Regions from separate parts of the Homo sapiens genome. Here region 2 is linked to region 1. The links are chromatin contacts, found by Hi-C or POLR2A ChIA-PET in ENCODE. All regions are on one chromosome and are shown on one strand. Each heading gives the region's core, a stretch centred on a gene start or an enhancer-like site at or near the end of the contact. The rest is flanking DNA. Distances are from core to core; before and after follow the strand shown.

What was found. Hi-C counts contacts between places; a loop is a spot of excess contacts on that map. ChIA-PET counts read pairs that join two places held with the same protein, here RNA polymerase II (POLR2A). Pooled maps may share reads with other maps.
Region 2: a loop to region 1 is called in a pooled map, with 6 times the contacts of the local background. The contact joins two enhancer-like sites. A Hi-C loop is called at or near these places in 1 of 37 single-sample maps with no recorded cell type and 4 of 50 pooled maps. POLR2A ChIA-PET finds 5 or more read pairs at or near these places in 2 of 52 experiments (H1 and activated T-cell).

The regions. Positions count from the first base shown.
Region 1 is chr5:32,521,262-32,524,448 of GRCh38, reverse strand. The region is part of intron 2 of LOC124900954 (a long non-coding RNA gene); the gene reads right to left. It also overlaps the pseudogene TMEM183AP2. Among named protein-coding and RNA genes, the nearest start is that of SUB1, 63 kb to the left of the region's middle. Within about 2 kb of position 1,553, at least 2 of the 41 ENCODE cell types and tissues checked have a DNase peak (open chromatin) inside an H3K27ac peak, as active enhancers do.
Region 2 is chr5:32,611,982-32,614,821 of GRCh38, reverse strand. No RefSeq gene overlaps it. Among named protein-coding and RNA genes, the nearest start is that of SUB1, 28 kb to the right of the region's middle. Within about 2 kb of position 1,566, at least 3 of the 41 ENCODE cell types and tissues checked have a DNase peak (open chromatin) inside an H3K27ac peak, as active enhancers do.

The DNA of each region.
Region 1 (3,187 bases), core at 304-2,803:
GACTCCGTCTCAAAAAAAAAAAAAAAAAAAACTTTGTATCTTCCTTTCCTCCACCAATATCTGCTCCTCCCTCCTTCCTTCAGCTGTTAATGACAATCAGTCACCTGATCTCCCAAATTAGACACTTAAAGTCATCTCTGATGTCTCCTTCTTTGTTACTTCCCACATCTAATCTGCTGCTCAAATTTGTCCATTTTTTTCTTTCTTTCTTTGAGACAGGATCTCACTCTGCTGCCTAGGCCAGAGTACACTGGGGCGATCTCGGCTCACTGCAGCCTGGTCCTCCCAGACTCAAACAATCCTCCCACCTCAGCCTCCCAAATAGCTGGGACTACAGGCACACGACACCACAACTGGCTATTTTTTTAATGCAAATTTTTACATTAAAATATGTTTATAAATCATAGTAGTTGTTTTCCCTCTTGATTCAACATTTCTCCCTCCCCTAACAGGAGCCCTAGAACCTGAAGAGCATGTACATTACTAACCAGATATATAATCCAGCCGCCCTGTCCAAACTGGAATCTGATTACTAATGGACTAGAATCGGGGCTGCCCCCAAGGGATGGGAAGCAGTAACTACGCTCTCAGGGAGAATGGGTACTGAGGGTGCCATCAGTCAAAGAGCCGAAAGCTGTGCACTGGGTCCAGGATGACTTGCACACCCTGTTCACTGCACAGTTTCCGACCACCATGGACAGGGGAATCTTGAAACACCAGTCTCACTCAATGATGCCGTATGTCCTTGCTCACATTGATAGTAAAGAGAGTAAATATCATTCTCATGACAATCGGAATGAAGATGAAATTGAGGGTGGTGGCCTGCAGTAGGCAGCAGTCCCGGTGTGGATTGGTATGAACATCTTCGTACTGAACAGGGGGCTGCAATCCTCCTGTACACTTGCTCTTTAACCTGTTTTTTTAACTTGAAGTTGAATTTCCACATTGGTTCCTGTCTGTTCCCAACAATATTTCTGCACCAGAAAAGTAAGCATTTGGAATTCTTTAATGTGCTGGGGGTGCTTGGATTCTTGGAGATTGGAGCAGCAAATGGCTCATACATATATGGTACAGAGATCGGATCACACAAGCCCGGAGACAGCGCAGCTTCTCCATTGACTCTGGTCGCAGACGCAAAGGCAGGGAAGCATCCAGCGTGTAGTGCCTTCGGTACAACCTTGTCCAAAAGGCAGCAGTGCAAGTGACAGTCCGAGCATTCTTACAAATCAGGGAAAAATTCACAATGTCCTCAGGACAGATATAGGAGGCCAGCAATAGCCAAATATCCATGGGATACTCTTCTCCTCCAGCCCCGTCCAGTTCTTCTTTGTGCCTCTTGCTTTTCTTTTTTCTGGAGACAGTTCTCTCACAGATGCTTTCCTCCTGGGCATCGTCTCATCACCGCTGTCGATGATGTCACAGGGCTCACCAGCCCCAGAAAGAGCTTCCTCTGCAGGAACCTGAGAGGCTTCCAAGCCACAAAGAGATTTTACTTCCTGCTGAACAGCGTTGGCTAAGGCTTTCTTGACTCATCCAGACCTCACGACCGCTGGATCCGAGTTGGCGTAATCCACCTCAGTCACTTGTCCAGAGCAGGCGTCGTGGGCCCAGAACTTGAGTCGCTTTCCTCTCTTGGGCATGGCGACCGTATCGGGGCGAGGCCTGCCTAGCTGGCCGGGCCCCCGGGCCATGTCTCCGGCCCGGCTCCGTGGCCTTCCCACACCGGAGGCCGCTAACTCTCCCACAACTGGCTATTTTTTGTATTTTTTGTAGAGACGGGGTTTTGCCCTGTGCCCAGGCTGGCCTCAAACTCCTAAGCTTAAGCAATCCTCCCGCCTCAGGCTCCCATGAGCCACTATGCCTGGCCAAATTCGTCGATTTTTAAACCTAAGTTTTCCCCTTTTCCTCATATACTTGATTTCACATCTTCATCTCTCATCTGAACTATTGTTTCATCATAGGACTTACCGCTCTCTGCAGTGATTTATTCAGATTACATCTGTGTTGAGGAGTAGGCACCGGATGGATGTTCTGTGGTGCTAGTTCTTACCCATGTATGTATGAAACCTGGGCAAACCCCATAGTTTTTCATTAATTCTAAGAGTTAAAAAATATTCCGATCGCGGCCAGGCGTGGTGGCTCACTCCTATAATCCCAGCACTTTGGGAGGTCAGGGCAGGCAGATCACTTAAGGCCAGGAGTTCAGGACCAGCCTGGCCAAGATGGTGAAACCCCGTCTCTACTAAAAATACAAAAATTAGCCAGGCATGGTGGCTCGTACCTGTAATCCCAGCTAGTCGGGAGGCTGGGGCAGGAAAATCATCTGAGCCTGGGAGGTGGAGGTTGCAGTGAGCCGAGATCGCGCCATTGCACTCCAGCCTGGGCAACAAGAGCAAAACTCCATCTCAAAAAAAAAAGATAAGAAAGAAAATATTCTGATTGCTTTCAGCCACAAGAAAAACTAATGTTATAAATTAATATGTCTCATGCAGTATAATCATCGGAACTCTTGACTTTATGTCAACTTGCCTCAGCGTGGCCTGCTCAAGGCAGAAGCATGCAGTCAAGGAGAGGGTGATTGTCTGCTTCTCTTTTTCCTCTGGGAGCCTCTCCTCCACAGCCCGCACTTTCTGGGACTTCTGACCCTCCAGGCTTGGAGTTTCTCTGAACATGTTAAATGATTTGAGCTGATGCTTCTCTCCTGGTTACTCCGATGGGCTGGCCAGGAAGCTGTCTGACTGCTCCTCTTCACTTGGAGTTGGGGAATGGCCTCTGCTTTGGTTTGTCATTCATCACCCTTGGCAACCTTAGCATGGGGTGGCCGTCTCCACACGGACTGTCTCTCTGTTGTGTCCCATCGTACTCTCAGGCAGTCCTCTTGGGCAAGATCTCTTTTTCTCTTTTTTAAAGACAGGGTCTTGCTATGTTGCCTAAGTTGGAGTGCAGTGGCTATTCATAGGTGTGATCATAGCTCGCTGCAGCCTCCAACTCCTGGGCTCAAGTAATCCTCCCGCCTCAGCCTCCCAAGTAGCCAGGACTATAGTCACACCCCACAGTGCCAGGCAAAATCTCTTTTTAAATGATGCCAGGTCAGAATTCATACATCAGTTTTCACCTCTGGTCCCAGAAAATAAGCACCTTAGACCCACTGCTTGGGGAGTGCAGCTGCTTCTAAGGCAGCCTCGCA
Region 2 (2,840 bases), core at 317-2,816, 90 kb before region 1:
TGTAAAATTGGTACCATTAGATAATTGTATCAATGTTAGTTTCCTGCATTTGATAATTGTACTGTGGTTACATAAGATATTAACAATTTGAGTGAAGTAGGAATTTGAGTGAAGTACTTACAGAAATCCTTTGTACTGTTTCTACACTTTTCTTTAAAGTCTGAAGTTATTTCAAAACAAAAAGAACTTGGCCAGGCGCGGTGACTCACGCCTGTAATCCCAGCACTTTGGGAGGCTGAGGCAGGTGGATCCCTTGAGCCCAGGAGTTTGAGACCAGCCTGGCCGACATGGCGAAACCCCATCTCTACTAAAAATACAAAAATTAGCCAGGCAAGGTGGCACACACCTGTAATCCCAGCTACTCTGGAGGATGAGGCAGGAGAATCGCTTGAACCCGGGAGGTGGAGATTATTTGAAGTCCACGCCCGCCGACTGGACCTATGAAGCCTCCATGCACATAGTGAGTATTAGCCTGCACTAACACTAACACTAACAAACGCTACCAAATGTGCACTAACACTGCCAGATAACCTTTCTTCATGTTCCTGGTAAACTCACAATCCCACTGTTGAAGAAATCAAGTTTGGATTGTGTTTAGAATAGTGCTTTTGGAAATACTTCACTGATGGCATTCCAATTGGCCATGCTCAGCCAATTGTTAGAGTTGGCTATTTATGAAGGATTGAAGAAAAATACTAGAAAATATAGCCTCACTTTATTTTATATAAAAGTTAAAAATTAATATCCTGGTTGAGCATGGTGGCTCACACCTGTAATCCTAACGCTTTGGGAGGCCAAGGCTGGGGAATTGCTTGAGCCCAGGAGCTCAAAACCTGTCCAGGTAACATAGCAAGACCCCCATCTCTACAAAAAGTCAAAAAAAAAAAAAGCAATGATGGCATGCATCTGTAGTTCCAGCTACTTGGGAGGCTGAGGTGGGGGAATCACTTGAGCCTAGGAGTTCAAGACTATAGTGAGCTATGACCAAGCCACTGTACTCCAGCCTGGGTGACAGAGTGAGACCTTGTTTCAAAAAATAAAATAAAGTATCTTCCCCCACCCTTGATAATATTTCCCTGTGAGCTGGTTTATTTACTATACATATTATTAAAACAAAACATAGAAACAGTTTAGATAGACACTATCCCCTGTGACTGTCATCAACTCAATCTAGTTAAGTTTTAACAAGAAACAAGTTCATTTATCACATTAAAAACTAAATATTGATATATATCATGTTGTTCAAAACTAGTCTAGGTATTTAATGTGGGTATTTCAATGGCTATTTCCACCATTTCACTCTTTGTTTAGTTTTGTTTATACTGATAATGAACATTGTGCAGTTTTTACTTTTTCTTCACGTTTTTTGATTTATTAAAATATTATTGCTAAATCTAATAATAAAACATTCAGACTTGTATTTTGTATTTTTATACGCTTTTCTAATCATTTATTTGTATTTAACAAAAGTAGTGATCCACAACCCATTGGAAATAACCACAATTTGAGAAGCAATGCAGTCGCCTTTGATATTCCCGAGATGGACACTAGGTGGCGCCCAAGGATCTTCTTCCTGGCTGGTTGCGTGATCTTTGCAATGGCACGCTGGTCATAAGGCGCTTGGCAGTGTATAAGTGATAAGGCGCTTTTCCAGTGTAGACGGGCAGAATTGTCAGACCTTTCCTATCTATCAAGTCCACAGAGAAGGCAACTCACTCTCCTTTGTAGGGGACATCTATAAATAATTGAAGTTGACTTACACAAATGAAGACATTTTCATGTTTTGCCTATTGTTGGGAGGCTTCCCAGCTGAATAGAAGTAATCTCTAAACACCAAAGCTGTTACAACTATTGTTATATCAAGAAGACTATTTGAGAGCCTTTGTTCAATAATAGTGACAGGAGCCAACCACATCCGGGCCAAATTATAAAGGAAATCTACAAAGTCTTTTCAATGCCCACATCTCCCAGAATCAGGAGGGCAGTGGAATGGCAGAACAGAATTCTGAAAAATACCTGGCTGATATCAATCTATAAACGAGACCTCGAGAGGCAATCCTTGCATGCAGTCCTCATAAATATGAGATCCACAGTCAACAGAAAGACTCTCCCACACACAATAGACAGCCGAGTACAACACTTCCGGCTGCTCCCCGGGAGCCACTCACAGGACACTCCTATATTTAAACATACATTGAATGCTATTTAAAAACACACATGAAATATATCAAAGCTTTCCATTAAGAGATCTGAGAATCCAACCCTGATGAGCCCTGCCACAGCTACAACCTATGTGAAAGTTCAGCAGAGAAACTTATTCCTTCAGCCTCACTAGGACAGTGCTAACAAAGACCAGCTTATCACCAACACATAAATTGTCAAAGCCTTTAGCTTTCAATACGTTCTTCCCCCTCTAAGACTTTTGCACCACTGGGGCAGACAGCAAGAAGAATGCAGACCCGTCTATGGCCAAGGGCAGACCACAAGAATGCAGACCTATGGCCAAGGTTGACATCAAGAATGCAGACCTGTCTACGGCCAAGGTCGACATCATCCCTTGAGATGACTTGTCAAGGTTTCCAGGCCTGCCACTTGTGACTAGAAGTCTGATTTCCAACTTGTGTACCTGCCTCGAGAGTTTGCTCTGGCCATTCTTCAAGTTTGTCAGCCCAAGTCCTCAAAAACTTGTAAATCTCCCCATCCAACTCTGACCTTGTTTTGCTTGGGGTTGAACGTGCTAGGAATGAATACCCACTCTGTCAAGGAGAATGCAGTGGAACAGCAGCCACTGGAAATCATCCCTGCGTGGAGATAGGCAGTAGCCCTAGTTATTGCCAATA